Linked DNA regions of Homo sapiens: region 2 is linked to region 1. A link is a loop called in an ENCODE intact Hi-C map of the cell type or tissue named here. Cell type or tissue: PC-9. All regions are shown on one strand. Each heading gives the region's core, and the rest is flanking DNA. Links, peaks and the distances in the headings are about the cores only.

What was found. A loop is a pair of places that touch in the nucleus more often than their neighbours do. Peaks named below come from ENCODE experiments on the same cell type or tissue, not always from the same donor. Only the 100,000 strongest peaks of a DNase experiment are listed, where the experiment ranks them.
Region 2: a loop joins it to region 1, with 5 times the contacts of the local background. A loop is called at or near these places in 2 of 110 quality-filtered maps.

Annotation. Positions count from the first base shown.
Region 1 is chr14:69,650,346-69,666,214 of GRCh38, forward strand. SUSD6 (sushi domain containing 6) reads left to right here. Exons shown (of 6, transcript NM_014734.4): 2 at 8,168-8,368. The coding sequence starts at 8,248. Among named protein-coding and RNA genes, the nearest start is that of SUSD6, 47 kb to the left of the region's middle. RefSeq lists an enhancer at 7,354-8,134. In PC-9, for the core only: no CTCF peak of the experiment used is centred there; DNase peaks (open chromatin) are centred at 7,796 and 8,486; H3K4me3 peaks cover 1,024 bases; H3K27ac peaks cover 3,344 bases.
Region 2 is chr14:69,578,361-69,594,229 of GRCh38, forward strand. No RefSeq gene overlaps it. Among named protein-coding and RNA genes, the nearest start is that of CCDC177, 11 kb to the left of the region's middle. In PC-9, for the core only: CTCF peaks have their summits at 6,843 (motif pointing right) and 7,044; a DNase peak (open chromatin) is centred at 6,841.

The DNA.
Region 1 (15,869 bases), core at 4,098-12,097:
TGAGGTGGGTATCATTTATCCAGTTTACAGACGGCGACTGTACCTAGACCACCCAATTGCCCTAGACCACCCAATTGATAGTATCTGCCATAATTTTTCCATGATACTGGCCTCCCTGAGAGATACATAGTTCAAGTGTTCTGTTTTACTGATGAGAAAACAGGCATGGAAGCAAAGTGCTTGTCCAAGGTTGGCCCCTCAGTCATGTTGAAGCTGGGTTTGGAGAAGGGGTTTCCTACCTTCAGGTCAGGAACTTACGACAGGCTTTGTTCCTGCTCACAGGCACTTTGCCTCCTCCCCCCTCTTTTTCTGTCTGGTCTTATTTGTTCTCTCTTGCCTTCTCTCTTGCATCTTTTCTCCCTTTCTCCCTGGGCCCCTGTATCTCTGCAGTGTGCAGAGGCTGGGTTTTGTTGTTGTTGTTGTTGTTGTTAAGATGTGTTATTTTTTGAAAGCATTTTAGGAACACTGTGTACGGATAGTCCATACAAATGTGCTGATGGATTGATTAAACCCTAAAGGGAAAGTGGACTGTCCTGGGTTTGCTGCAATGCAGAGGGATATGGATGGTAGGGATCCGTCTTGGGAAGATGTAGGGGAATGTGCTGCTCAGTCAGAACAATGAGGATAGAGTTAATGTTGCTTCCTTCCAGTCAGAGCCTGTGTTGACTTACTTTTTAGAGGAAATACTTTTGGGCCCCTCCTATTCCCTAGAAGACATTCCAGTTTTCTTACAGCTGAAAGGTCCTTTGGGGATCATCCAGGTTCACCCCTGAGACAGAAAGACTCACTGACTTGCCTGAGGCCAAACCGCTTTTCAGTGGCTAGGACCTAGGCTGTCCCTCCTGTCCTGTGATCAGGTCCCTGCTGCAGTCATCCTGCTGTTAGGTGCTAGAGACTTGTTAAAGAGAAGACTTAGGTGGGGTGGTAGTGTGTCTGCTGGCTTTCCTGTTGTCTGAAGTTGGGGAAAGCGTGTTGCCCAGATGATGTGAGCAATTCTGGGGGTGGAAGACAAGGGCGCAGGGAATATCAAAGCAATTCAAAAAAACCTCTGACACTGTGTAATGGCTTAGGTGGCTTAAGAGGAAAGCTGAGGGTAATGTTTGTGATTTGGAGGCTGTGTGATTTTAACAGGAGTTTGATGTTTGCCTTTTCAAGTAGGAGCTGGAGATTAAAGGAAATGGATAAGTTAATATTCTGGCCTGAAAGGATGTCAGAGTCCGGTAAAATATGTGGCTGTCGAAGCACTCAAGTGTTAGTGGCAAAAAGGAAAGGGGAAGATATAGAAGTTAGTAGGACTGGAAGAATCCATTGATCCACAATGGGAGAAGATAGAAGGCATCTATAAATAACTGAATTTTGGGGGGTAGGAGGCATTAAGGTCCAATAAGTGTTTAGATATGTTTTGATACTGTAGCCTGGCCATTTCAGGGTGAGTAGGAGTACAGAGGGGAGATGTTGCAGGGAAGAAAGAGAGGTTAAGGAAGGGCCTGGGCAGCTTTGGCTGTATTAGTCATTTCTCTTACTTATCACACCCCTCTGGGGAACTTTGGACTTCAAAGTGTTAGGACTTGTTATCATTACAACCTGAAATGTAATTAGCGGGTTAATTTCTGTTCATGTTTCTGGAACTGTTCTTTGTCCTTTCTCATCATGTGGCAGGATCAAGGTTGGTGAACATAGTTAATTAAAGGAATAAACTCTGTTGTTCTGGACTCTCACCACTACTACCATTATCCTCTGTCTAGATTAGTCTGAGGCAAGAAAAGGATTTATGTTGGTTTTATCATCCCAGTTCCCTCTCTTAACTAATGGACAGAGGAGCCATGGTTTAGGAAAAAATTTGTTCTAAAAATTACATGTAGAGGTCGAGACAGGCAGATCACTTGAGGTCAGGAGTTAGAGACCAGCTTGATTGACATGGCAAAACCCTGTCTCTACTAAAAATACAAAAATTAGCCAGTCATGGTGGCGTGCGCCTGTAGTCCCAGCTACTCAGGAGGCTGAGGCACGAGAATCACTTGAAGCCAGGAGGCAAAGGCTGCCGTGACCCAAGATTGTGCCACTCCCACTGCACTCCAGCCTGGGCAACAGAGTGAGACTCTGTCTCGGAAAAAATAAATAAATAAATAAATAAAAATAAAAATTACATGTAAACGGAGTCTGACTTTACCCACGCAGCACCTGGGAGCCACGCTTGACTGAATCAGACCCCTCTTGCCTTTAGGAGAAGTGTTTGATAGTGTTTGATAGTGTGAGATGACCTTGCACCTTCAGCAGGACTATGGCATTCTCAGCAGGGGTGGGCCCCAGGCACGTGGACTGAGGAGATCTGGGCCCTGGCTGTTTCCTGGCTGGCCCTAGCTGCTGCTGCTGTTGCCTCCCAAGGCCAGAGCCATTTTTGAAGGTGACTCCAGGGCACCTTTAAACTTATTAGCAGGCTCTTGGGTTAACTTGGAAGCATCTGTGGCAACAACAAGCAAGTAAACCATGTGAACTTTGGGCTTGTGTTGCAGGCCCTTACCAGAAGCCCACCGTGCGTGTCATCATTTCTCAGCCCTCTGCTGTCTTGGCTTCTGGCTAAGACAATAAACATAAGCCCCAGGTGTTTCTAGTTTACAAAGCATTTCCTCATATTTTGTTCCTTTTGAGCCTCAACAGAGTCTACGGAGATAGTCAAAGCAAGTAACAGCCCCATTTTACAAATGAGGAAACAGGGGCAGAGATGAAGTAAGTGACTTCCTCAAGGTCAGAGCTGTGGCTTGAGGGCAGTTTTCTTCCTCATTGGAGGAACTTACGGACAGGAAGTGAGTGTCCACGACATCACATTCAGTAGGGCAGTCACCCAGCTGTTGATATTCTAGGTTTACAGAGGTGGGAGAGGCTGCCCTTTTGGGGCTGACGGTCGAGCTGAGGCCTCCTGCTACCACCAGGTGTTGGGGCAGCAGCACTAGTTCCCAAGAAATAAAATCAGAACGGTGACTCTCCTTACCTGTGTTTTGAAGAGGAAAGCCGGCTATTGGGGTAAGAGATGGATTACAGCAAGAGAAGGGTAGAAGCGGTGAAGAATTCTGTGGCCTTAGAGCCTTTTTCAGATGTGGAAACAGAAGGCAGAGAGCCTTCATGACCAGCTCCCTGGCTGGTGGCGGAGGTGGGACTGAGTCATTGAGGCCCTCTCCTCTGTCTCAGCTCTAAGTTCAGATGTGATATTCCTTGTGAGGATGGCCGAGTGCTAGTTTTGAACTTGATGCTTAGTTCTAGGTTCCTCTTCAGTGATAATTTTTTTTAATTAGGAGGAGTAGTCACTAACATGCCAAAGGAATACTGAAGTGAAATGGATTCTTTTTGTTTAAACAAAGTTTTAGCCTCAGTATTTCTCTAGGGATAATGAATACCTAGTGAAACTTTTTTTTTTTTTTTTTTTTGCTTGGTGTACTAAAGCCACAATCCAAGGACAAGTCTTGTTTTTTTAAATTCTATATTCAAGGCAGATTATTTCTTAAAATGATTAGATTTATACTGTGGCCCTTTCTCCACAGTAGCTGGGTTCTCCCATTCTGGGCAATACTTTGGAGATTTAGGGGTTAGCTTTCCTCTGTTTTATTTCTGAAGCAGTAACCCTTGGCCTAGCCTTACATATAAACACCCCACTGACTACCTTCTATTTATCTTTTCTTTGCAAAGCCCTCATTTCCATCACCCCGTCTGTTCTGCACCTGTCCCGTCTTAGGCTTCAGGATGGAATTGGTTCCTCGACTCAGGTAGCTGCTTAAGCAGTAAGGGAGGAGCCAGCTATTCCTGCAAAGCAAAACCAAAAACAAACAAAAAACCTAAAACTGATCAGGAACTCATACATGTACATCTTGTCTGCTCCATTTCCATACCGGCTCCTCCCCACAGTATTCATGATTTTGGCAGACCTTTGCTACCTGCCTGTCAGATGCCAGGCCTTGTGCTGGCTATTGAAGATTCCGAGTTGAGTAATTCACTGTCCCTGCCTTCAAGGAAGTCTCAGCCTGGTGTGGTGAGACAGATAAACAAATAGATACAATAACCTGTTAAAGGTACAGTCATAGCAGGGTAAGAAGGGGTCATTTCTACGTTGGAGGTGGGTGTGGTGTGAAGTGTCAGGAAAGAATTCCTCTAGATGACCCTTGTGCTGAGCCCCTAAAATGACTCTATTCCTGGTAGAGGGAGCAATTAGGTTTTTGGGATTTGTTTTAATGGCAGTTTGTTGAGAGAGGAGACAAGTGGTCTATAGGAAGGCCTTGCTACATTAACTTAACATTTTGTTTGAATAGATAATACATGTACAAAGTACAACACTCAATATAGTAAAAGGGAATATATGCAGTTAAAAATTTTTTTTCTCCTTCCCCGTTAACCACTCAGTTCCCCTCCCTGAAGGCGACCATTAGTTACCAATTTCTTTTTTTTTTTTTTTTTTGGTGTGTGTGTGTGTGTGTGTGTGAAACAGAGTCTCATTCTGTCACCCAGGCTGGAGTGCAGTGGCACAATATCGGCTCACCACAACCTCCGCCTCCTGGGTTCAAGCGATTCTCCTGCCTCAGCCTCCTGAGTAGCTGGGATTACAGGTGCCCGCCACCACACCTGGCTAATTTTTGTATATCTAGTAGAGACGGGGTTTCACCGTTTTGGCCAGGCTGGCCTTGAACTCCTCACCTTGTGATCCACCCGCCTCGGCCTCCCAAAGTGCTGGGATTATAGGCATGAGCCACTGTGCCCGGCAGTTACCAATTTCTTATGCTTTATTCCAGGTGAGTTTTTCCGTGCTTATAGGGGTGTGTGTGTGTGTCTGTCTTTCAAAAATACATGCATATACCCAGGTTATTTTTTTCACATACTAATTTTAGAAGTCATTCCATATTAGCACAGGTTGAATTGCCCTGTTCTTTTTAAACCTCTGTACGGTATTCCATTATATTGGGTGTACTATAACTTATTTAAGTATACTCCCCTTTCATGAACTTTTAGGTTACTTCAGTCTTTTGCCTTTACAAACAATACATGAATATCTTTCATATATGTCATTGCACATGTGATTTCTTAGGGCACATTCTAGAACTGATAAGTCAGAGTATATGTGCATTTTTTTGGAATAGTTATTAACAAGTTGCTCTCCGAAGGATTCTATATTGATTATAAAATGCTAGCCAGGCAGAGTGGCTCATCCCTCTAATTTCAGCCCTTTGGGAGGCTGAGTTAGGAGTATCACTTGAGGCCAGAAGTTTGAGAGCAGCCTGGGCGACATAGTGAGACATCCTCTCTCTTTAAAAGAAAAAAAAAAAAAGTTAGGTGTGGTGGCGTGCTCCTATAGTCCCAGCTGCTTGGGATGCTGAAGCAGAAGGATTGCTTGAGCCCAGAGGTTCAGGTGAGCTGTGCTCACACCACTGCATTCCAGCCTGGATGACAGAGTGAGACCCTGTCTTTTAAAAAACAACCAAAAAACGCCAAAAAACTAAATTTAAGATTCTTTACCATTTGGCCGGCCCCACTGCTCTTCCCTTGCCTGTCCCCTCACACCCCACCAAAATCCTCTAAAATCCCTGCCAGTATGATCTTCCTAAATGAGTTTAGTCTTATAATTTCCCTGTTTAGAATCCTTGTAAGGGTAAAGTTTAAACCCCTCTGCTTAGCCCCTGCCTCCAGCCTCTGCCAGGAGTAATGTGCTCCCATAGTACTCTGATCCACTTGTATTTGGTGCTTCCTTTTTTTTTTCTTTTCCTTCCTTCCTCCTTTCCTTTCCCTTCCTCTTCCTCTTCCTCCATTCTTCCCTCCCTCCGTCTTCCTCCATTCTTCCCTCCCTCCCTATTCCTCCATTCTTCCCTCCCTCCCTCCCTCTCACATCCTTTAGGACTCAGCATCACCTCCTCTAGGCAGTCTTTCCTGACTACCACCACTTATGCACAAAACACCTAAGCACTACCTTATGTGGCCTCATTTATTCACTGCTTAAATATTTTTTATACACGTGCTGTGATGTGGCACATGCAGGTGTCATTCTTGATGATCCACTGGTTATTGCCTTGAGGGGATGACAACTGCCCGGTAGGGTTACCTGGTGTGACTGCACCTAAAACAGCAATACCAAAGGGCCCATTGCCAGTTCTGTCACTGACCAGCTGGGGCCTCTGAGTATATCCCTTAACCACTTTGGACCTTAATTTGGCATCTGTCAAATGAGATGGTGGAACTTGAGGAACTCTAAGGCCCCTACTGTGCAGGTCTTATTAATGATTACAACAGCAGCAGCAGCCAGTGTTTACTGAGGACTTACAAAGCACCAAGCACTTTGCCAGGCACTTTGTCTATCCTAATCCTTACATCAACTCTACGAAGTTAGTATGGTTACTATCCCTATTTTACAGATGAGGAGACTAAGGCTAAGAGAGGTTATATGACTTGACCACAAGGTCATAATAAAGAAACAGATTTGAATCCAGGCATTCTGACTTTACTGTTCTTAGCCACATAAATGGGCACACATTCGACACACAGTTTTGTGTACTGTTTGGTGGTCACTCACAGACTCCATCCCAGACCTCTGCATGAACCATCCCTGTTCTACAGTTTTAAAGGCTCAAACTGGAGTCTGGGTGAAACCTGGGGACAGAAGACTGCTATAGTCACAATTATTAGAGGGAAATGGGTGAGGACCAGTGGCCAGCTCTGTTCATGAACCTTTGACAATTCTCACAGAGAGTCTTGCTTTGGACAGAGACAACTTACGTTGCTGTTTTCAGTTACCCTCTTTAGGAGGGGAGAGTAGGCCTGAGTCATGCTTCAGACACAGATTAAAATCAGATTTGGTACCAGGTGCAGTGGTTCACGCCTGTAATCCCAGCACTTTGGGAGGCTGAGATGGCGGATCACTTGAGGTCAGGAGTTTGAGACCAGCCTGGCCAACATGGTGAAACCCCATCTCTACTAAAAATACAAAAATTAGCTGGGTGTGGTGGCGGGCACCTGTAATTCCAGCTGCTTGGGAGGCTGAGGCAGGAGAATCACTTCAACCCGGGAGGTGGAGGTTGCAGTGAGCCAAGATTGTGCCATTGCACTCTAGCCTGGGCAACAGAGCAAGACTGTGTCTCAAAAAAAAAACAAAATCAGATCTGGGTAGTATCCCTGGCAGAGTCCCAGGGGCATCCTTTATTAGGGTTATAGATGGCAGACTCCCTAATCTATGCATATAAAGCCTTATTAATGGAGAAGGGGGTGTGTGTGTGTAACTTAAAAAAAAGAAGTGTAATATTATATGGAATACCTGTTGTAAACTAAAATAACTGGCAAATGAAATTAAATAAGTTAACTGAAATATAATAGGCCCACACCATAATGTATTGTAATGTATCGTCAACCCATTTACCTCCCTAAAGGCTTATAGAAAAGAATCTTTAAAGTCTTGAGCTCTGATACACACACTCTTTCTCACTCTCTCTCTGTCTCTCTACTGGTTCCTATTTTTCTGAAGTCTTTGTCTGAACTAGAGTGGGTGGGTGGTAGGGCTAGTTAGCAATTGCAGCCCATTCTCCATGCCTCCCCCCGTCTCATCTTTTTCAGGGACAGCCAACATAATGTGGTCACAGGTGTGTTGGGTGAGCCTTGATTAATGAGATTCACGGCTGTCGAGTCAGGTCCTCCGGCTCATCAGCCTTTGGCAGTTTAGCAAGCAGGCTGGGGCCCTCAGCTCCCACTGCTGCATTCCTTCTCTAGGCGGTGTATTCTCTCTTTACGACACGTGTTCTCTCTCTTTTTTTCCTTTTGGTTAGTTGAACTTGTTCTGAGTCCAAGTGGCAAAGGCAAAGCCTGACTTGGGTGTAGCAGCTCTGTGTCAATAGCCGTCTCTCTGCTGGAGCCTCCAGGCAGGCGGTGGGGCAGAGCTGGGCAGTTTCTGAAAGCCCTGCTGTGCCTGACTGCCATCCAGGTGAGACAGAGCTCACCTCCTGGCTTCTGCACGCTGCAGGCCTTGTTTCCCCAGGGAGGAGTTGAAAAGCCACTTCTGTGCTTGCCTCTCCTGGCAGCAGGGATTCGAATAGTTGCTAGAATTCTCTCAACTTTGTGTGTGATTATGGCTTCCTTACCAAAGTGGCTGCTTTTAACTAACTTATGGCTGAAGTTTTCACTTTATGTCCTTGTTTGTTTGTTACAGGTGAATCAGCTCCCGGCCGACTTTAGGATTCTTCTGGATTTTAAATTTTTTCTTTTTAAAAAAACTTGGACGGATAAAAGATGTGCCATGGCAGGATAGCACCAAAGAGCACCTCAGTGTTTGCCGTGGCCTCCGTGGGACATGGAGTGTTCCTTCCGCTAGTGATCCTTTGCACCCTGCTTGGAGACGGACTTGCTTCCGGTAAGTCCTGACCTGCCTTCTGTGTGTGGGTGGGAAAATATTTAATACCATTGTTTCTCTCGAAGACTAGGACAGGGGACTCTCCTCCTGGCAGGCGGTTTCAGGGAGAGCAGAGGGTGGAGGGCTTTTGTGGTAAATATAGCAGGGAGCCAGTCCTTCTGAGGTCTAATGAGTCACCTGGAGGAGGGGCGTGTGGGAGCCTGCTGGTGGTAACCTTGTCACCCCTCTCCCCCAGCCATAATCATCATCAGGAGGACAGAGGTGTAAGGTTCAGAGCACAATATGCAGGTTAAGGGGACAGACTTTGGAATCAGACTGCCTGTGTTCAGTGCCCATTCTCACTACTTGCCTGCCCTGTGACTCTGAACAAGTTATTTTACTGCTGCAAGGCTCTGTTTCCTCAGCTGCAGAATGGGATAATAATAATACCTACCTCACTGGGTGGTTGTGAAGATTGAGGTAATAAAATAAGTATGTAATGATTGTTAGCTGTCTTTTGTTTGTTCGTCTTTCTGCGCTTTTTCTCAGAATGAGTGGGTAGTTGAAGTATTGTAATTTAGTGAAAATAAGACCCGGTCACTGACACTACAAATGTTGTGATCTTGGGCAAGCGACTTAACCATTCTAGGGCTCAGTTTTTCCCTCCATCAGATGAATGGGTTTACCTGGAATAACATTTAAAGTCACTTCTTTGCCCCTCAGTAAATGCTTTGATGATTCTAAGGACTTTGTGGTTGAAGATGGTGAGCTGGACGGGCCCTAGCAGGGGCTAGACATGCCCCATTGAGCCTTTTTGTTTGTTTGTTTGTTTGTTTGTTTGTTTTCAGAGAGTCTCACCCTGTTGTCCAGGCTGGAGTGCAGTGGCACGATCGTGGCTCACTGCAACCTCTGCCTCCCGGGTTCCAGCGATTCTCCTGCTTCAGCCTCCCGAGTAGCTGGGACTACAGGCTCATGCCACCACACCTAGCTAATTTTTTTATTATTTAGTTGAGACGGGGTTTCACCATGTTGGCCAGGCTGGTCTTGAATTCCTGACCTCAGGTGATCCACCCACCTTGGCCTCCCAAAATGTTGGGATTACAGGCGTCAGCCACGTGCTCGGCCCATTGAACCTTTTTGAGTTTGTACAGCCCTTGTTGCCTTCAACAGTGCTCCAGAGACCCTTCTAGGCAGTCTTTGTGTGATCTTCTAGACAAAATGTCCTTAAAGGACATGTTTGGGTGTGTACGGTAGGCCTCTGGGTGGTGTGCCACAACCTACCTCTGTGTCTACACTCCAGAATCATCATTGAACTCACCAATACTGGTGTTCCTACTGGACTTTGTTAGAAACACATACATGGCAGTTTCCTTGTCCAGTGCTTCCTGGAGAGGGATCTCAGAACTAGATCCTGGAAGGGGACTTTGGTGGGGACAGTAGGGGAGTGGTATATTGTGGCTGTAGAGCCTCCATAGTTTAGTGCTACTTCTTTCATTCTCTATCAGCTCCCACCACCCACTTATCCAACATAAACAGATAATGGCACAGTCTCAGCTAATCTTTTTTTTCTTTTCTTTTCTGAATTGTTGGAAGAAACAATTACAGATTTTTTTGTTCATTGTAGCCTTCTCCACTACCAACATATAGATGTGCCTTTCCTTCCACCCTATTCTGACACTTAACCCAAGCCTTTTCCCCCTAGGCATGAGGAGCCCCTGGCACAGCCCAGGGGGCCATGATGATTGGGACCCCACAATGTGGCCATCATGGTTATATGAGGTTTCAAAGGAAGAGAAGACCAGGCTATACCAATGTGCAACAAAATGAAGCAGAGCCTCCTTTCATAGGGTCACCCCAAAACCAGAGGAGGCCTCTAGAAGTGCTAGTTGCAGAACCACAGAGTGTGGTTGACTCTCTTATTCACCACTGTGTCTTTAGAGCAGAAGTTGGCAAACTGGCCCACAGGCCAAATCCTACCTGCCATCTGCTTTTGTAGAACCTTCCAGTTAACTGTTTATATTTTTAAATGGTTGGAAAAATCAGAAAGATATTTCATGACATGTAAAAATGTATATGAAACTTAAATTTCAATGTCTATAAAGTTTTATTGGAACACAGCAGTGCTCATTCATGTATATATTGTCTATGGCTGCTTTTGTGCTGCAGTGGCAGAGTTGAGTCGTTATGACAAAGACCATGTGGCCTGAAAAGCCTAAAATGTTGAGGCTTTAAAATATTTGGGTCTTTGTAAAAGAGGTTCTTCCCCAGCCCAGAACAAATGGTGCTCAATAAGTATGCATGTGAATGGAATGACTGTCAGAGCAGGAAGGAAGGAAGGCCTAGTCAAAACCAGCTTGGGCTTCAGAGAACTGTGCACTTGCTGCCCAGAATCTCACAGCTAATGGTAGGGCCAGGACCTAGCCTGGTGCCTGGCATACCACTGTGACCTGCCTCTTCCAAGGCTCCTCTAAGGAAACTGCCCTGGCGTGTGGTGTTAGTGGCATAATGTCTGCCTTAAGCCTCTCTAGTGTCATTAAGCTATCCTATTTACCCCTAACCTCCCTTTTGTTGGCTTCATCCCTCCCATTCCCCACCTCATTTTCCAACTACCCACACCTTCCCAGCTTCCCACTCAAGATCCGAAATCCATTATCAGGTTCCATACTGGCTGGATAAAGGGATTATTATTTTCCACTGTGGAAAAATGTGTCTGTTTATAGTGTGGGCTCAGACCAGGATGGGAAAGTTGGCTCTGTTGTTTTCTTTCCCCTCCCCCACCTGAAAGAATGCTCCTTCCCTGCCACCCCAACCTCCAAGTCTTTTCTACTCCCCATAAAACATGTGTACTGGCAGGGGAAAGGGGTTCACCTTTGCTTAGATCCTGTGTACTAAGTTGCTACCAATGTTTTTCCCTTTCTTTGGAGTAGCTTCTAGGGGAGTAGGTGCCCTTTCTAGGCCTGAAACCCAAAGCACACCTGTATGGCCGTGCCTGGCATAAGCAGCATGCCAAGCAGGCTTGTCCAGAAACCAGGATCTCAGATACTCTGAAGCCGAGGAAAGGCAGTTTAATTCAGGAAAAGCCTCTTTTCCTCTTCTTGTGTTTCTTTTTTCTTTTTATTTGTTTTAGAGATGAGGTCTTACTCTGTTGCCAGGCTGGAGTGCAGTGGTACAATCATAGCTCACTGCAGCCTTGACCTCCCAGGCTGGAGCAGTCCTCCCATCTCAGCCTCCTGAGTAGCTGGGACCATAGGCATGCACCACCATGCCCAGTTAATTAAAAAAAAATTTTTTATGTTGCCCAGGCTGATCTCGAACTCCTGGGCTGAAGTGATCCTCTCCCCTCTACCTTCCAAAGTGCTGGGATTATAGGTGTGAACCACTGCGCCTGGCCTCCTTCTTGCATTTCTTACCTGTTCTTATAGCTGCTCCTGAACACCCACTTCAGAGACATTTTTAAGTGGGTGCTTGTAAAATATACAGCCTTGCTATCCAGTGGGCTGTAGTAGACCCTGGCTATATGCGTGTGTACAGGCACATTCATGACTCTGAGAATACCACTAGACATAGGTAACTGGGCATCCTCTGGAGACAATTTGTCTGCATCGTCTCTGGTCGTAGATACCACAGTCATCATAATCTGTATCATCTCATCATCAAATATCACAGTTTTGATCACAGTCTAAGGTAGGAAGAATCAGGTACTTGAGAGTTCTGGAGTAAAATTACATCATGTTTAAAGTTCAGTTTCCATACTGGTTTCTCTCATCTACAGCTCGAGATTTGCAGTTATAGCAGAAAAGGTGTTAGAGAGGCATTGGGTCCAGCTTTCCTTTGGTCATTCCTTTAAATGGGGAGAATTATTGATAAGTTTCCTTTTTAAGAGTGGCAAAAGGAGGCGTATCTTATTCTTCACACCTAGTCACACCATGCAGTGGATAGACCAGAATTAAAAATAAAATCTATGCACATGCTATCCAATTTGCCTTTCTTGGACTAGGCGGAATTAAGATCTTTTCTCTGTAGCAGCCTTTCTCAGGTCTCCAAGTCTTTCATTTTACCTGTAGTCTTAAGAAACTTGCTGTATGACCTGAGGCAAATCACATGACCTCTTTGTGTCTTTTGCAAAACAGAAACAATAATCCTTAAGAATGTTAAGTTGGTGTTGTGTAGACTAATAAAAATGATTGGAAGGCAGGCACTTGGCATATAAAATGAAGTGTGTGATGTAATTCCCAAATAACAACAACAGAATTGGTATGTGACCTACTGTTGAGTTACAAGGTGCAGTAGACTTTTTATGCAGTTGATATTCTTTGCTGTCATTGAAACACAAAACTTAAGGTGCAAAGTACTGTTTGAGTTGGGGATAAGAGATTTTTGGAGCAGTTATCAAATTTGACCAGTAAGGAGGGATTAATTTACTTCAGGAATCCCCATTGCTTTCCAGAAAGCTCATGTTTGCATAGTTTGATCTTAATCCAACTGGCTTGCTGACTCATAAAAAGTTTTTGTTTGCATTCTCTTTCTTTCCTGAGCTTATTTACTAAACAAACTCAGTATTTTACTTGTTTCTGATTTTTTTCCCCTTAAAATGTTGCCATGACATGTTAGGCCGTGTTAAACATCACACAATCACCTAAAACAATTTTAGAATAGCAGGGAAAACAGCCATCTGCATTTCTACATGACAGAAAGCCAGGCAGTTAGTTTTCATTGAAAATGGAAAGTGTTGAGAACTAGGTTCTCTGGGAGATGACTTGGCTTTAGCCTGTAGCAGAGAGATGTTGGCAGGTGGCCCTGGCTCACCTCATCTTGGAAGGACCCTCGAGTCAGAGAGAATGTACACTGAGTTGAGAGGAGAAAACAAATGGGAAACTAATGTGTATAGAGCATCACTTATGTGTCAGGCTCTGTTATCGTTCCATATAAAGCTCTCAGAACACCCCAGCTAGGCAGTTGTGCAACCATTTTATAAAGGAGAAACTGAACCAGAGACAGGTTCAATAACTTGTTCAGAAACTGATGATTTTAAGTGGTGAGGCTGGCTGGGATTTGTGCTCAGTATGTCTGACTCTTGCCTATGGTCTTTTCTGGGAGCCACGCTACCTGTGCTGAGTGACAGGCTTCACTGAGACCTGTTTTTTGTATTTCCTGTTTGAAGTGCTCAGATCAGCCTCCAGAAAATTATTCTGATGGAGGAAGAAAGAGATGATGTTTTCTCCTGATGGATAAAAAGGATACAAGAGTCATCTCTGGGTCACCATGTTTCCCACTATGGTTGTTTCTTTTTTTTTTTTTTTATTTGAGATGGAATCTCACTGTGTTGCCCAGGCTGGAGTACAGTGGCGCGATCTCGGCTCACTGCAAGCTCCACCTTCCAGGTTCACGCCATTCTTCTGCCTCAGTCTCCCGAGTAGCTGGTACCACAGGCGCCCGCCACCACGCCCAGCTAATGTTTTTGTATTTTTTGGTGGAGATGGGGTTTCACAGTGTTAGCCAGGATGGTCTCGATCTCCTGACCTCATGATCCTTCCACCTCGGCCTCCCAGAGTGCTGGGATTACAGGCATGAGCCACTGCGCCTGGCCCTCTGTGGTTGTTTCTGTTCTCATCTACAGTGGCTCTTGGTTGTTTGGTTCCAGTTTAGGCACAAGGTTTGCCAAGGTGGTTCTATTCTTGGAAAGGAACAATAGGGACGTAGTAAATAGTTTGCTAAATGAGGATATAGTTCCCAAAACATCCGCAAAGCATCTTCCTGTCAGCTGCAAACCCTGTTGATGAAAGTGATGTAATCTCTCCATGGTGTAATTACCTGTGACTATAAAAAAAACTTAGAGATTATGGTAGGAGGCTGGATGGGTCATTATAGTTCTCGATGAACCCTAGTGTCATGAAAAGGCATTGAGAAATTACCCTCTGCACACTAATTGTTGTGCCATGTTTAAAACATTGACAACACATGGTACCACCCTCGCACTGTAACTTTCTAATAAAAGAAACCCAGAGTCCACGTAACTGGGTCCCTATTGGGTTAAAGTCCTCATTAAACACAGATTCCATCTGCTGAGCAATGGTGCCCCACTACCCTGCTAACTTGCCAGCTTAGAGGTTATTCTTCTTACCTACCCGACTTTCTGCAAAAGAGAGGCACAGGATGCTAATAAAACAAAAATTAGGGTTAACACTCAGTCTTCAATGATTCTAGGTAGGTTTCCAGATGAACACCTCTCACCACTTCTTACCCACTGGAAGAGTGCAGTGCATCACTTGGGAGTGGGAGCCTGCAGAGGGTGTGAGGAGCCCTTCCAGGTGGCCTGTGCTGGTGTGCCTGGCTGCCTGGACTGGGATCAGATCAGGAGAGACCTTGGCCTGCCTCAGATTTAGCTTTGGGGCCCAGAGGGACAGAAACATTTAGAGATAACGTTTCCATGGTGCAATGTGAATGAGGAGTTCCCTGGCTGCTGACTTCTTTCCAGCCCTGTTCATCGACCTCATCTTCAGCTAATTTAACACATGAAAATCCGAATTCACTGAAAGATGAGGGTGTGACTATAACTTTTTTTTTCTGAGACAGGGTTTCACTCAGTTGCCCAGGTTGGAGTGCAGTGGCTCTGTCACAGCTCACCGCAACTTCTGCCTCCTGGGTTAAAGTGATCCTCCCGCCTCACCACCTTAGCCTCCTGAGTAGCTGGGACTATAGGCATGCATCACCACACCTGGCTAGTTTTTTAAAAATATTTTTGTAGAGATGGGTTTTGCTGGGTTTGCCCAGGCTGGTCTTGAACTCCTGGGCTCAAACGATCCACCCGCCTTGGCCTCCCAAAGTGCTGGGATTACAGGCATTAGCCACTGCACCTGACTGACTATAACTTTTTAAGAACAGGATTGTCCCTAGGATTTCTTCACATAGCTGTCTCTTATGAGGTGGAGTGGGATTCAATTCATGTACACCTCAAAATAGTAAATACCACCTGCAGCTCTCATGGAGCCACTGAGATCATGAGTATAACTGAGTATTATATCTAGGTACCATTATGCTTCAACTCTTCACCTTGTTTTTTGGAATGACTGCATAGTCTGATGAAAAGCATGTACTCTGGAGTCAGATTGTCTGGGTTGAATACTGCTTGCATTCCTTGCTGCTTGTGTTGCCTTGGATAATTTTTGTGACTTCACTGTCTGTATTTCACCAGAATGGGGATGATAATGTCTGCTTTATAAGATTGTAGTGAGGATCAAATAAGATAGTATATGTAAGGCATTTGGAACATTGCTCGGTACACAAATAAATATTCCCATATTGGAAGATCAGATCCTAGCACCAATTGATATCATTCCACACTTCTGGTTTTATGACACCACAGCTGCTTGGTTCAGACAGACTCAGGTTGGAACGTGCTCCCTGTTTCTTCCATATCTCTTGGATTCTGTTTGAATCAATTCAGTGCATACTGAGTAGAGTTAGATCCTTGATATTCGTGAGGTTTTCTGAGTCCCTAAATTCTCAAATAACACATGTTGGT
Region 2 (15,869 bases), core at 2,757-10,756, 73 kb before region 1:
ACACCAAACTGAGTGTCTGTAGACATGTAGATTCAGATGGAGATGAGTAGGGTGGGCAAGTTGGCCTCTCCAAACCTCATTTTCCCCCCTTGCATAGAATCTTATTAAATTGCCTCCCTCAATGGCTAATCATGGCTGTGGAAAAACTATGTAGATGTTAACTTTATCCTTCAGTTTTCACATTTGTTAAATAGGGACAATAATGCCTACCTTCCAAGAGTGTTAGCAGAACTGGAACAGCTATATGCAAAGTACCTAGACCAGCACATTGTCAGTAAGCAGTGATACAATGGTTACCATTTCTTTCTTTCTTTTTTTTTTTTGAGATGGAGTCTCACACTCTGTCACCCAGGCTGGAGTACAGTGGTGCGATCTTGGCTCACTGCAACCTCCACCTCCCGGGTTCAAGCAATTCTTCTGCCTCAGCATCCTGAGTAGCTGGGACTAGAAGCGCACACCACCACGCCTGGCTAAGTTTTGTATGTTTGGTAGAGATGGGGTTTCACCATGTTGGCCAGGATGGTCTCGATCTCCTGACCTCGTGATCCACACGCCTCAGCCTCCCAAAGTGCTGGGATTGCAGGAGTGAGCCACTGCGCCCGGCTGGTTACCATTTATTTTGATAAACCTTATCTTACAGACATGGTGAGAATCAACATCTGCAGTATTTGCAAGTTCTTAAGGGGAAGCCCGACAAATGTTCTACCTTTGATTAAAGAATGATTCTGCATCTGGGAAGGTCATGCAAGGAGAGGGCAGGAGAAGGGGGCCTTGAAATAGGACACCAACATATCCAGCCACTTTGCTGGAACTGACTTGGTAGTCAATGCGGTGCCATCGAATTGTCAGGTATCTCCCACTTCTCATCTTTAAGTGCCTTGGACATTTCAGGAGATGGATTTCACTTCAGGTTGGGAGCTCTAGACTGCTGTAATTTAAGAGTGTTAAATCCAATTTTATTATAGTACCCAGTAAAGACAGCAGCCCAATTTGGGAACACTCACCTGCTTCTTATGAGTGGGGATAGTGGATATGATGGTAAAAAATGTGGGCTTGGGAGGCAAAAAGATGGGGCTGGGTGCAGTCACTGGCACCTGTAATCCCAACACTGTGGGAGTCTGAGGTGAGAGGATCACTTGAGCCCAGAAGTTTGAGATTGTGGTGAGCTAGGATTGCAACCACTGCACTCTAGCCTGGGCGACAGAGTGAGATCCTGTCTCATTAAAAGAAAAAAAAAAAGGCAGATGGGTAGTTCTAATTTCAGCTCCTCCAGGCTGTGTGATTTTAGGCAAGTTTCTTAACCTCTCTGAGCCTCAACTTCGTCTTTCAAAAAGGAAGGCACAATATGGACTGTTATTTTGCCTTACACAGACCCTTACAGATAATAACAATTAGGTACACCATTAGGTCCTTTAATATTACTAGCTCACTAATCTAGACAAATACAGTGTAGACATTATCATCTCCATTTAAATTCCTTTTGCACAGCCCCCACCACCCACTTCAGCTCAGTGTACTCACGCTCATCCATTCTCCTTCCTCTCAGTAGAGTCGAATTTGCAGAACAGAGGTTTTTTCACTCTAAAGTTCTACATCAGGAGTTGATAAACTATGATCTGTGGGCCAGATCCACTGCTTGGTTTTTGTAAATCAAGTTTTACTGGAACACAGTCATGCTTATTTGTTTGTATAGTATCTGTACTGCTTTTGCACCACAATGGCTGACTTGAGTAGTTTGGACAGACACTGTCTGACTCAACAAAGCTTGACGTATTTACTATCGGGCTCTGTGCAGAAACACTTTGCCAACCCCTGTCCTAATGACTGATAACAGCTTGGGCCAGTCATCAATGTATTGCCTCATAGCTCCAAGTTCACCCTACAGTACCTTCTCTGGGGTGATGTGCTGTAAGCGTTTGCTGTAAGCGTTTTCTGCCTGACAGTGAGCCCAATATGAAGGCTTGCCAGTAGGGGGAACCAGGGCAATGTTGCAGGAGGAAGGGGGTTACTCTTCCCAATCCTGTGTGCGGTGCTATTTGCTTTTTCTTGCCCCTGCTGTGTGGTTAGTGGTGGTACAGCTGTGTGGGAACGTCTGTGGTACTCTGCTCCAGTTGCATCTCCATAACAGCCCCTTGGTGACCTTGTAGCCCCGGCCCAGGCCTGGTGACCACCTTCCAGTGCCTTCCTGAGGTGGACACCAGGTGTTCCAGGCCTCATACCCGTAGTGGCACTCTGGCTCCCTCCCACCAGCCTCAGCTTACCTATAATTTCCTGCTTGCTCAACAGCTGTGGAGTGGCTCTGCCCTGGGCAGACTTCTGTGTCACCCAATGGGCTGTAACAATACCTCCTCTAAGGAGGTCTGAACTCCAATCTTTTTTTTTTTTTTTTGTAGAGACAAGGTCTTGAACTCCTGGCCTCTGGTGATCCTCCTGCCTCAGCCTCCCAAAATGCTGGGATAACTGGCATGAGCCACTGCACCCAGCTCCCCAGTCTTGAGGAGGGAACTCTCCTTCCAAGTTGTCCTTCCTTGAATACTCTCCTTCAGCCTTGGGGAACCGTTAGCTTCATACCTCTTTGTGTTAGGCTTCTCTGTTTAAATTGCTATGTGGTTTCTGTATCTTGATTGGACCCAGAACTATATACAGCTTAATGTGTAACCATTCCCAATTTCTGAGACTAAAGCCTTAAGAAGAAATTTAGGACACAAACCAGCAGGTAAAAGGTAATAGTTGTTAAAAGTAAAGTGTTTTATTTCATACTTTAATGAAGTAATATATGTTCATCAAAAGAGGAAATGAAAAAGTACAGGAAAAGGAAGGAAAAAAAATCACGTGTAGAAAAATCATTGCTGAAAGACCACCACTGTTACATTTTGGTGTGTAGGTGGCAGGGACTTGCAAGCTGCAGGACAGGTTCTTGTCTGTTTCTGCTCTCAATTGCTTAGGGTCCAGTAAGTGGTAGCCCTCCTGCTGGATGCATCGAGAGGAAATGAGATCTAAGTAGTGCTACTTTGCCCACTCTGTGTACCATAAAACTACCTAAAGTACCCTGAGCCATTAAGCTGCTTTGGTGAATCTTCAGAGTTAGGCTTCTTAAGCAGGTGATGCTCATGTTTAAGAACTGTCTCGTGGGACAGGAGAGGCCCAGCCTGCCCTTAACTGTGAAGCTGCGTCACTGCGGAGATGTAGAGGGAGCCTTATGATTAATCCAATGGGCTTTTCTCTCACTCTGTGAAGGGCTGCACCTCATTCCATCCACCAGCCTTTTGTATGATATTGCAGAAGCGTCCTCCTTCCTGAGTATGACCAGGAACCAGGGGTGCTGCCCCATGGGCATCTCCTCTGTGAAATGCTTGTGCTTGAAAGAACAGGCTGGTGCTCAGGAGCCAGGCTTGTTTCCAGTCTCTGCCTCTCCTGCTGGGCCATCTGCCTCTGGCATAAGCCACTTCTCTGCTCAGTCCCTTTAGGCCCCTTCCATTTCAGAGAGGCTACACTGGCATCACAGCCACTGTTCCCACTGGCCTCTCCCCCGTGCCTCTGCCTGCCAACATGCACGCACACACACACACACACACACACACACACACACACACACGCACACACACGCACTGATGTATTTCTTTCTTTTTACATTTTAACTTAATTTTAATTTAATTTTATTTTTTGAGACAGAGTCTTGCTCTATTGCCCAGGCTGGAGTGCAGTGGCACGATCATGGCTCACTATGTCCTTAACCCCCACGGCTCAAGTGATCCTCCCACCTCAGTCTCCCAATAGCTGGGACTAAAGGCATGCACCACCATGCCCACCAATTTTTTAATTTTTTGTAGAGATGAGGTCTCACTATGTTGTCCAGGCTGGTCTCAAACTCTCGGGCTCAAGCAATCCTCCCCTCTTGGCCTCCCAAAGTGTTGGGATTATAGGCATGAGCATTGTGCCTAGCCCCCCCTCCTTTTTCTTCTTAATGGACAATTCTAATTTAGAACATTATGCACCATTGCCTTCCATGATGCCTCAGACCAGTCATCCCAATATATATATTTAGACATTCAGAGATGAGTCATATTCTACTTCTGGGAATATGTGTGATCACTGGCAGAATATGTGTCTCTTGGGGATCAGGAATTTACCTTTGTATGTGTCTCTTGGGGATCAGGAATTTACCATCAGGCTCCTTTTAAATTTAATTTTTACTTTTATTTTGAGATGAGTTCTTGCTATGTTGCCCAGGCTGGCCTCAAACTCCTGGAATCAAGCAATCCTCCCACCTTAGCCTCCCAAGCAGCTGGGATAACAGGAATGAACCACCATGCCCAGCCATCAGGCTCCTTTTTACCCATCCAAATGTGTCAATCAACCACACAACAACAACAAGAAATGCATCAAAAAGTTATTGTTAAGATGCACCAAGCTCAGCTAGGATATCTGCAAATACTGAGAAGGGGAAGACAAGGCCCCTTACCCTGAGTGCCAGTTGGAGCAATAAGACCCAAACACTCAAGAAGTTAAATAATAAGAGTTAAATCCATTATTTTATCTGATAATCAACATAAGAGAGTGGTCACAGGCAGAATGTGATGAATGCATTACTAAGGAGCTAGACAGCGCTAGGTGGGTCCCTCAGCCTTGCTGAGTCTGATTTCCTTTCTTGATTGTATTAGTTTGCTAGGGCTGCTGTAACAAAATGCCCCAGACTAGGTGACTGAAGCAACGAAAATGTATTTTCTCACAGTTCTGGAGGCGAGAAGTCCAAGATGATGATGTCAGCAGCTTGGTTTCTTCTGGGGCCTCTCTCCGTGGCTTGCAGATGGCCACCTTCTCACTATGTCTTCACATTTGTCCCTCTGTTTCCTGTGTCCTAATTTCTTCTTATAAGGATAGTAGTCACATTGGATTAGGGCCCACCCTGATGACTGTACTTTAACTTAGTTACTTTTTATTTTTTAGAGATGGTATTGCTATGTTGATCAGGCTGGTCTCCAACTCCTAGCTGCAAGCCATCCTCCCTTGGCCTCCCAAAGTGCTGGGATTAGAGGCATAAGCCACCACATCCAGCCTTAATTACTTCTTTAAAGGGATGACATGGTTTGGATCTGTGTCCCTGCCCAAATATCATGTCAATTGTAATCCCCAGTGTTGGAGGTGAGGCCTAGTGGGAGGTGATTGGATCATGGGGATGGTCTTTCATGAATGTTTAGCATCATCCTCTTGGTGCTGTTTCTCGTGATAGTGAGTAAATGAGTGATCATGAGAGCTGGTTGTTTAAAAGTGTGTAGTACCTCCCTGCTCCCTCTCTTCTGCCTGCTCCAGCCATGTAAGACGTGCCTACTTCCCCTTTGCCTTCCACCATGATTGTAAGTTTCCTGAGGCCTCCCCAGAAGCCAAGGAGATGCCAGCATCATGCTTCCTGTACAGCCTGTGGAACCATAAATACAAAAAATTAGCTGGGCATAGTGGCAGGTGCCTGTAATCCCAGCTACTCAGGAGGCTGAGGCAGGAAAATTGCTTGAACCCGGGAGGCGGAGGTTGCGGTGAGCCAAGATCGTGCCACTGTACTCCAGCCCGAGTGACAGAGTGAGACTTCGTCTCAAAAAATAAATAAATAAATAAAAATAAATAAATAATCACACATGTGCTGGGAAGCAGAGGGACTGCTGGGAGACCCTCTAATCAGGCAAGAGATGGGCATGGCCTGAACTAAGGCAGCAGCAGTGAGGATAGAGAGCATAGGAAAAAAATGTGAATTTATGAGAGAGAATCAACAAAATTGGTGAGTGATTAGGTGTGGTATCAAAACTCCTGGGTGAGACAGGCACAGTGGCTCATGCCTGTAATCCCAGCACTTTGGGAGGCTGAGGTGGGCGGATCACTTGAGGTCAGGAGTTTGAGAGCAGCCTGGCCAACATGGTGAAACCCTCTCTACTAAAAATATAAAAAATTAGCCGGGTGTGGTGGCGGGTGCCTGTAACCCCACCTACTTGGGAGGCTGAGGCAGGAGAATTGCTTGAACCCTGGAGGTGGAGGTTGTAGTGAGCCAAGATGGTGCCACTGCACTCCAGCCTAGATGACAGAGTGAGACTCTGTCTCAAACATAAGACAAAGACAAAAACAAAAACAAACCTGCCTGGATGTCTGGCTTGGTCAACTGGATAGGTGTGGGGAGGACAGGTTGTGCTGTTCGCTGAGGTGTGAAGTGGAGGAGGAAGAGAAGCAAAGATGATGAGATCCACTTTCAACCTGTTGAATGGCCATATCTATCAGGTGTCTAACCTAATGGTTAATATCATGAGTTTCAGAGTCCACAGACCTGAAGTCAAATCCCAGCTTGTCAGGTCCTGGCTGTGTGATCCTGGGAGTTACTCAAACTTTCTGAACTGACATTTGTTCCCCATAAAATGGGTATAGTAATATCTCCCTTATAAGGTTGTTGCTGAGAATTAAAGGAGATTAAATATGTTCAGCACACAGCACAGTGTACCCATGCATCTGGAACGTAGTATTACGCAGTAAGTGGAAAGTCATTATTATTATCACTACATTTAGATGAAATGATGAGCAAATCCAAGCTTTCTTTTGGTTGCTTTCCTGTGTGTTTATAGATCATGTCTCTAACTTGGATTTCAGTTCCTCTGCTCCATTTGGAAACAGTGCCTTCTACTTTTTTTTTTTTTTGTCATTTGTTCCTGGAGATCGGAGTTTTTCCCTGATGCTCAGCTCTTTGATAGGGTTGACTAGAAGGCAGGATTATTTTGTTTACTGGAGGCAAATTTTGAGAAGGGAACTCAATGCTCACTCCACACTCTTACCACCAGGTGGCGTCCCTCCTCTGGTCATCTGCATGTAGAGACAAGGTATGAGAGAATCAACAAAATTGGTGTGTGATTAGGTGTGGTATCAAAACTCCTGGGTGAGACGGGCGTGGTGGCTCATGCTTGTAATCCCAGCACTTTGGGAGGCCAAGGTGAGCAGATCACCTGAGGTCAGGAGTTCGAGACCAGCCTGGCCAACATGGCGAAACCCCGTCTCTACTAACGATACAAAAAATTAGCCAAACGTGGTGGTGTGCGTCTGTAATCCCAGCTATTAGGGAGGCTGAGGCAGGAGAATTGCTTGAACCTGGGAGGCGGAAGTTGCAGTGAGCCGAGATTGCACCACTGCACTGCAGCCTGGGTGACAGAGCAAGACTCTGTCTCAAAAAAACAAAACAAAACAAAAAACATCGATAAAAAATAACTTCAAACATAAAAAAGGAATAAATAATAACCCCCTATAACCGCAAACTTACTGAATTGTAATGTTTTATTTTCTTATCCAGTTCACCTACTAGACAGTGACTTCTGTGAGGAGAGGACCTGTATTTTATGACATTTCCTCCCCAGCCCCTGTGTCTGACATAGATATTCAGTGAGAGTTTGAGGAATAAATGGAAGTACACTCGGTCCCACTTCTCTGTTCATACTCTTCTGCTTTCCTCCTTTTTTGGGAGATTCTCCCCATCTATGCCTTCAGTTTTTGAGAGGCAAGCAAGGAGTCAGCCGTGGGCACTCCCCCGACACTGAGAACTAGGGATGTCTTACCATGACACCCTCTGCCACCAAAGCTTGGTACACTAGAAACAGCATGGGCTTGGAACCACATACATGTATCCAAATTTCAGCTCTTTCTTTTTTATTCTTATTTATTTATTTGAGACAGAGTCTCACTCACTCTGTTGCCCAGGCTGGAGTGCAGTGGTGCCATCTCGGCTCACTGCAACCTCTGCCTCCTAGGTTCAAGCAATTCTTCTGCTTCAGCCTCCAGAGTAGCTAGGACTATAGGTGTGCACCACCATGACAGGCTAAGTTTTGTATTTTTAGTAGAGACTGGGTTTCACCGTGTTGGTCAGGCTGGTCTCGAACTCCTGATCTCAAGCGATTACCCTGCCTCAGCCTCCTAAAGTGCTGGGATGACAGGCATGAGCCACCGTGCCTGGCCTTTCTTTTTTTAAAAAATGAACATGACAAGTTGTTTATTGTCTCTGAGCCTCAGTTGCATTATCTGTAAAAATAAGAATTATAATTGATTTGCAGAATGGTTGTGGGAGTCAAATAAGATACCCAACTGCTTGGCATAGTAGGTGAGCATTAAATGTTTATTTCCTTTCCTGTGGGTTTTATGTTGATTCTCGGAAAATGACTTCCTCCTTGGGGAGGAACGGCTGTTATTCATTATGCAGCTGGAACAATGACAATATGGATCTTTGGGAAACACCAGCTTCCCCTGCCCCAGCATAGGAAATGGAATGTCAGCCTCCCCCCGCTTACCCAAGTCCTCTGTGTCCAACTAGGCCAGCGAAAAATGAGAAGGGGCTGCAGTGCCTCTGCACTGTGTCCTCCCAGTTATATTTGTCCATTCTTCCATTCATGTATTCATTCATACAACACTCCATATGGCTGAGTGCCTACTGTGTGCAGGCCCAGGGCTGGGTGCTCGGACTCAGTGGTGAACAGATAGACTTGGCCACTGCCATCACAGAGAGTTCGTGGATGGAGGCGAGATACCCGCACACCTTGCGACAGCCTTAACTGTAACTGTGGTAAGAGCTATGGATAAAAAGTGTGGGCTCTGGGAGGGAATGACAGGGGGATCTCACTTGTTCTGAGGCCTGCAGGGCTTCCCTGAGGAATTGGTGCTGAAACTGAGATATGAAGGACAAATGGGAGTCAGCCAGGCAAAGTGGGTGGGGAGAAGAGAACCCCTTCCATCCTTGTACTCCCTACTTGCCCCCTTTCCCCATCAACTTGTGGGGTGGCCCATGTGGGTGCACACCCCAGCACTCCCTGCCACAAAGTTCTACCTGGGCCTCACCCCCAAAACCTCCTGGCTCAGCCCCTCCAGCCCCCTTCTCAAATGGCTGCAGGAACTAGAGTCTCCTTCTCAAAGAAGTTGTCCTAAGATGACAGCAGAGAAACGTGTCCCCTTCAAGGAGAACTTGCCTTCTACTCAAGGACACATACAGATGAAGTATCTTTAAAGAACAGAATCTAAAAACGGAGATCTCAGGCACTTTCTGGCCAGAGTTTTGGGGAATCTTGTCAGTGTTTTGCTGACTCTACCCTGAGCACAATCTCCTGCCACATGGGTCCATCTTTCTTCTCTCCCTACGTCACTGCGATTCTTAGCCTCTCCCCACCAGAGCAAACAGGCAACACCCTGAGTCTGTCCTTCCTGCTTTGGCACAGCCAGAGGCCAGGGTCTGGAGCAGCCCAGGGCACCAGGTGAAGGTACACAAGTGTTCCATCGCTGGGCCAGAGGACCCAGCCCAAACAAGGGCAAAAGATGAACTTGACGTCAGTCCTGGGCGAGGCTGGCCAACGGTCTGTCTGTGAGCCTCAAAAGGAAAAGAAGGAATCATGACGAATGGAGTCAGGCTGCTTTCATTTTCTTTTCTTGAGTAGGCTGCAGAGCCAGGCAGTGCTGGCAACAAGAGGCAAGCCCCTGTAGACCCTCTGCAGATGGGATGAGGACACATATGCCCGATTAGAGCATAGCCAGATGGTGGCATCTTTAGTGGCAGTGCTGTCCTGAGTGCTGTGCCATTGAAGGGATATTGATAACTTGGATGTAGATAGAGTGATCAAAGATGACACTAATCTGGGCAGAGAGATAATGAAAATCATCATAGTTAGCATTTAGATGCCTGGCCTGTTTCACTTTGCCACACACTTTTGCATTGTATTTAATTCTCATGATGACTCTAAGAAGTAGGAATGATGTCCCTAGGTGACAGATGAGGAAACAGAGACTTGGCAGGGGTAAGCTACATGCCCAAGGTCACATAGCTAATATGCGGTGAGTTGGGCTTGGAAAACCGTCTGAGGGTCTCACCAGCACTGACAAACTCCACTCCGCTATCCATCATCCATCCATCCATCCAACAAAGATTTAGTGAACTCCTTCCAAGTGTTGGGCGACATGTGAGGTAAGGCAGACAAAGTCCTGCTCTCATGGAGCTTACATCCTAGGAAGGAGACCGAAAATAAAGAAGTAAACCAATTTTAAAACATTTCACAGAAGTGCTATGAAAAATAAAGTCATGGCCAGGTGCAGTGGCTCACACCTGTAATCCCAGCACGCTGGGAGGCTGAGGTGAGAGGATTCCTTGAGCCCAGGAGTTCAAGACCAGCCTGGACAATGTAGTGAGACCCTGATTATAAAAAAAAAAAAAAAATTAGCTGGGCATGGTGGCGTGCGCCTGTAGTACCAGCTAGTTGGGAGGCTGAGATGAGAGGATCGCTTAAGCCCAAGAAGTTGATAAATAAATAAATAAATAAATATAAATAAAAATAAAGTGAGGCAATAGGATAAGTCCATTTTACACTGAATGGCCAGGGAAGGTGTCTCTTAGGAATTGACATCTGTGGCAAAAGGGAGCCAGGTGGGGAGTGTCTGGGGAAGGCCTGTAGGCAGGGGTAGGTTTGGCATCTTTGAGAAACAGCATCAACTTGAATGGATTAAGTGAGCTGTGCTTCTAGACTGAGTTTCAAGAAATTGTTTAGGATAAATGTCAGGTCTTGTGCTTGGGCCCAGGGTACTGTGGACTTGCCTGGACTGGGCTGAGTGAGAGAGGCTGGAGTCTCAGTTGGTCTGGTAAAGTTAACACGATCTTGTTGTGCTGCGCTGATAAAGTAGTGTCTGGGGTGGAGAAGGGGATGGACTCTTTCCCCTGTGTGCTGGTCAGACCCACCAGGAGATCTGCATGCTCCCGGGCTGCACATGGACAAATTAGACTGTCTCGCCTGGAGAACTGCCACCAGGACAGTGAGCAGGATGGGGCGGAAAAACCACTTACTCCTGGCAGAGGAGATATGGGGAGGCACAAGCACTGCCTCCAGAAAAATCTAGGGTCAGTGGGAAGGAGTTACAAGGAATTAGATTTCTTTTACTTCTTTCTTCTTTTTTTTCATTGATAAAAGAGATATGTGCAATATCTAAAGTAGAAAAAAAGCATTAGAAAAAGGAAAATGAATCATTTAAATCCCTTATCTACTATAGGCAATCACTGATGACATTTGGCATAATTTCTTTTCTAGGCTTAAGAAAACATACTGGGACCGGGTGTGGTGGCTCACGCCTGTAATCCCAGCACTTTGGGAGGCTGAGACTCTGTCAAAAAAAAAAAAAAAGAAAAAAGAAAAAGAAAGAAAACATACTGAAATCATACTGAGACTCTGTCAAGAAAAAAAAAAAGAAAAAGAAAGAAAACATACTGAAATCATACTGTGCATATGCATGATTTTATTGATGTGTCTATGCTTGTCTAGATGTTTAGGGAGGCAGTGGAGGAGAGGGGCTAGAGGCAGACTCTGGGTGCTTGGCCTGGGCTTGGATCCCAGATCTGCCTTTTATTACCTGTGTGACTCTGAGCAAGGGATTCCACCTCCCATCCCTCAGTCTCATCCAAAAAATGAGGGTAATATTAGTGTCTACCACAGAGAGTTATTTGAGGAGTAAATGAGCCAATAGTAGTTATAAACACTAAAAACAGTGCTTGCACAAACCTAAGTTACATATTTAATACATAAGTAAATACCATCCTTCTTTTAACACAATAAGCATTTTATAGTGATGTCGAGAACTGTATGTAAACATCTTTCCATTGTCTGAATAAAATCCCTTCATATATTTTCCCATAGCTTATTGAGACATCCCCCAATGTGAGATATTGTGTATTTCTCATGTTGCACTACTTACAAGTGGCACATTTTTGATTGGTTCATTTGGATAGAGTCACAGAAGTAAAATTACTGGGTTAAAGGATGTGGACTTTGTTCTGTATTTTTTTCTTTTTCTTTTTTCTTTTCTTTTCTTTTTTTTTTTTTTTTTGAGACGGGGTTTCACTCTTGTTGCCCAGGCTGGAGTGCAATGGCACGGTCTCAGCTCACTGCAACCTCCGCCTCCCGGGTTCAAGTAATTCTCCTGCCTCAGCCTCCCAAGTAGCTGGGACTACAGGTGCCCGCCACCATGCCCAGCTAAATTTTGTGGGTTTTTTAGTAGAGACGACCAGTCAGAGGCAATGGGGTTTCACCATGTTGGCCAGGAGAGTCTCTATCTCTTGACCTCGTGATCCACCTGCCTTGGCCTCCCAAAATGCTGGGATTACAGGCATGAGCCACTGCACCCGCCCCCCGCCCCCCACTTTTTTTTTTTACATTTAAAAAGTTTATTTTTGGATAAGAGAAACCATACAAATGTAAAACATTCACACAATACAAAAGGATATACAGTAAGAAGGAAGTCTTCCAGTGACTCCTGTCTCCCAGTTTCCCGACTTAGTGGCACCAAAATCAGGTTCTTGTTTATGCTTCAAACGATAATTAGTACAAACAGCAGATATATGTATGTATAACCCCCATTTAAAAAAAAATGATATCCGGCTGGGCATGGTGGCTCACACCTGTAATCCTAGCACCTTGGGAGGCTAAGGCAGGTGGATCACCTGAGGTCAGGAGTTCAAGACCAGCCTGGCCAACATGGTGAAACCCCATCTCTACTAAAAATACAAAAATTAGCCGGGTGTGATGGCACATGCCTCTGATCCCAGATACTCGACAGGCTGAGGCAGCAGAACTGCTTGAACCCGGGAGGTGGAGGTTGCAGTGAGCCAAGATCGCACCACTGCACTCCAGCCTGGGTGACAGATCGAGACTCCGTCTAAAAAAAAAAAAAAAAAAAAAAAAAAAAAAAAAAAAAAAAAAAAATTAGCTGCTTTGCCTTGTTAAGAACAGACAATAATTTAACTGGAGATTTTAAAGATGTTTGATGCCTATCAAGAATTCATTTAGCAGAGGTGAGCACTGGTTTACACCTACCCTCTTTTAGCCCTAGATAATTAGTGGAATCAAGATTGAAATCCAGATCAGCTCATAGAGGTACAAAGACTAGTTAACAATGGTTGTCCCTGGGGAGGGGACCAATTGCTGGAGAATACCTTCCTCATACCTCCCAGAGAAGATCTGACTGAAAATGAGCTGCCTCACTCACCATAAAGCCCTCTGTTTTAAAAATGTTCAGATGTCAGCCAGATAACTGTATCCTCTACAGCAGCTTCTTGTAAACATGTGAGGTATACGGCAGTGCCGAGTGGAGGGAACCATGGCAGACTGCAAACAAGCATGGTTTTCCTAGACACTCAGACTCAAACACAGTTACAGATGGTGCTGGGCCAACAGCCAGTTAAGACCCCAAGATTGCAAAGAGATAATCTAAAGAACACACACTTTACATGCAAGTGGCTGTCTTTCTGGGTGGATGGGCATGGCCCCCACTGAACCCCAGATATCTTTTCCAAGCTCTGATTCTTGCAAATCATCTCATGTGGAATGGAGAGGAAGCAGTGCCTTACCAAACTGACAATGGGAGGGGAGGACCACTCACTGGCACTGAGGGCCTTATGGGGACAGAGGATTCTATCCAGGGCTGGCATCAGGAGTGTGAGACCATTTTTCCATCCAACAATGCCAGTTTCAGGGAGAGAAAAATGAGGCCTCTAGAGTGCAGGTGCAAGAGCCCGGGAGGTGTTCTTGTCCCCTAGGGAAGCTGCAGAAGGCAACCAGTCAGAGGCAATGGGTTTTCACTGAATCCTATTCCTGGACCCAGTGAAAGAGCCAGTCCTGTACAGGTTGGGGTGGGCTGGGGGTGGGTGTTGCTGAGACTTGTGGCTCCAAGGGGCTCTAGGGAGAACTGGACATTAGGAAGGCTAGAGTCAGAGTGTGTGTCTTGGTGGGGAAGTCTGAGAGATCCCAGGATGGATTCCCAAACTGAACATTCGGTGCCTCTAGAAAGGCTACAGATGGGCCTGCTGGAAGAGGGAGTGAGGGCTCTTGGGGTCTGGGACAAGATAGAAGGGTCTGGAGGATTTGCTGCAGGGTTCTGAGGCCAGGGTGACCCATGGGGAACTTGGGTCCTTGAGTTTGTTAAATTTGGGGGGTCTGGGAGTCATTGGATTTTTTTTTGTTGTTGTTGTTTATTTTTTATTGTTCTTCTGAGACAGAGTGTCATTCTTGTTGCCCAGGCTGTAGGGCAATGGCACGATCTCGGCTCACTGCAACCTCTGCCTCCGGGTTCAGGCCATTCTCCTGCCTCAGCCTCCCAAGTAGCTGGGATTACAGGCACACACCACCGCACCTGGCTAATTTTGTATTTTTAGTAGAGATGGGGTTTCACCATGTTGGCCAGGCTGGTCTTGAATTCCTGACCTCAGGTGATCCACCCACCCTGGCCTCCCAAATAGCTGGGGTTACAAGCGGGAGCCACTGCGCCCAGCCTGGATTGTTAATTATGTGGTTTTCTCTGCAAAATTTCTGTAACCTTGTCAAATTACTTCTTGTTTTTGAGCATCTGTGTCATCACTTGTCACAAAAGCCGTGTCCTCTTCTGAGGCATATTATACAGCAAGACTTTAGAATAATCTACGAAGCTGAGGCATCCAGAGAGTAGGACTGTAGACATAGTGTCTTTGTTAATACGATCACAAAATATTTAAATGTCTCATAACTAGAAGAAAACTACGTACATTCATAGACACTCCCTAACTCCAAAAGATAACAAGATGCGTTGATAGACACCCCCCTTAACTCCAAATTCCACAATATACTCCTAAAACTGACAAATATTTCTGCCTGAGGGTTAGTATCAAAGTTGCATTTTAAATGTGTAAATCACACCTGTTGACTCCTCAGGGCTGTACAGAGCCTTCAGGTGCTGGGCGCAAGGTCTTGAGCCTGAACAAGTGTGTGCAGGCCCTCCTTTCTTCTCTTCTTTGTACCTCCTCCATTCTCAACCCTTCCCAGCAACACAGAGATCAAAGCTGCCCCCTACACCATACAAAGCTATTGCTGGAAAAGCCACATAAACGCTGCAGCTCTTTGCTGACTAGGGCTGGGAGTGGTGCCAGGCCAGAGATTTTAGAAGGGAAACCTTCCAAATGGGGGATTAAGCCTCTGGAGCAGATGTTGCCTGTGGATCGAGAGCATTCAGAGAGCTAGGCAGGCAGCAGGCAAGGACTGGGATTTGGATAGCTCAAAAAAAACCATTGAACAAAGACCCACAGACACTGCACCAATGGAGAGACCTAGGAAGGGTCAGCTGTCATCAGGGGTCCCTGGGGAGCCCCCGTCAGCCCCCCCAAGAGACTAGAATCACAGTGAGTCATTTCCAAAGTGAAAGAAAGGCACAGAAGAAGTTTTAATGTGAACACCTCCCTGACACCTCACCCACGGAGGACTTAGCGGATATTCCTGCCTCTTCCAGCTTCACACTCAGCCTCCCTGTTTTAAAAATGGGAACAACTTCATGTCTGTAGTTTGCAAAGGAGTCAGGATTTGAGAAATGGTAGAAATAATGTAGGCACTGTATCCATTAACCACGTTTTTGCACACAAAGCCCAGCCACTCAGACAGAGCTGATCTTACTGCCTTTTGGAATAGGTGATTTGAGGGACGAGAGAGGTATGCCAATTAGAAGCCACTTTCCCTGGGCCTGCCTGAAATTCTGCCATTTCAGTTTGAAGCACTGGGCAGTTGAGTCTGGGCAAAGGGGGCAAAAAGGAGAAGCCAGGGGACCTTAACAAACATGATGAAAGATACACTTGGCTGACTACAGCGATCTGCTTAAGAGTAGCTTTAGGGAAAAGACACGTTATCACACAGTACAGAGAAAAGAGCACTGGAGGCCAGGGGTGGTGGCTCATGCCTGTAATCCCAGCACTTTGGGAGGCCAAGGCAGGCGGAGCATGAGGTCAGGAGTTTGAGACCAGCCTGGCCAACATAGTGAAACCCCATGTCTACTAAAAATACAAAAATTAGCTGGGCATGGTGGCGTGTGCCTGT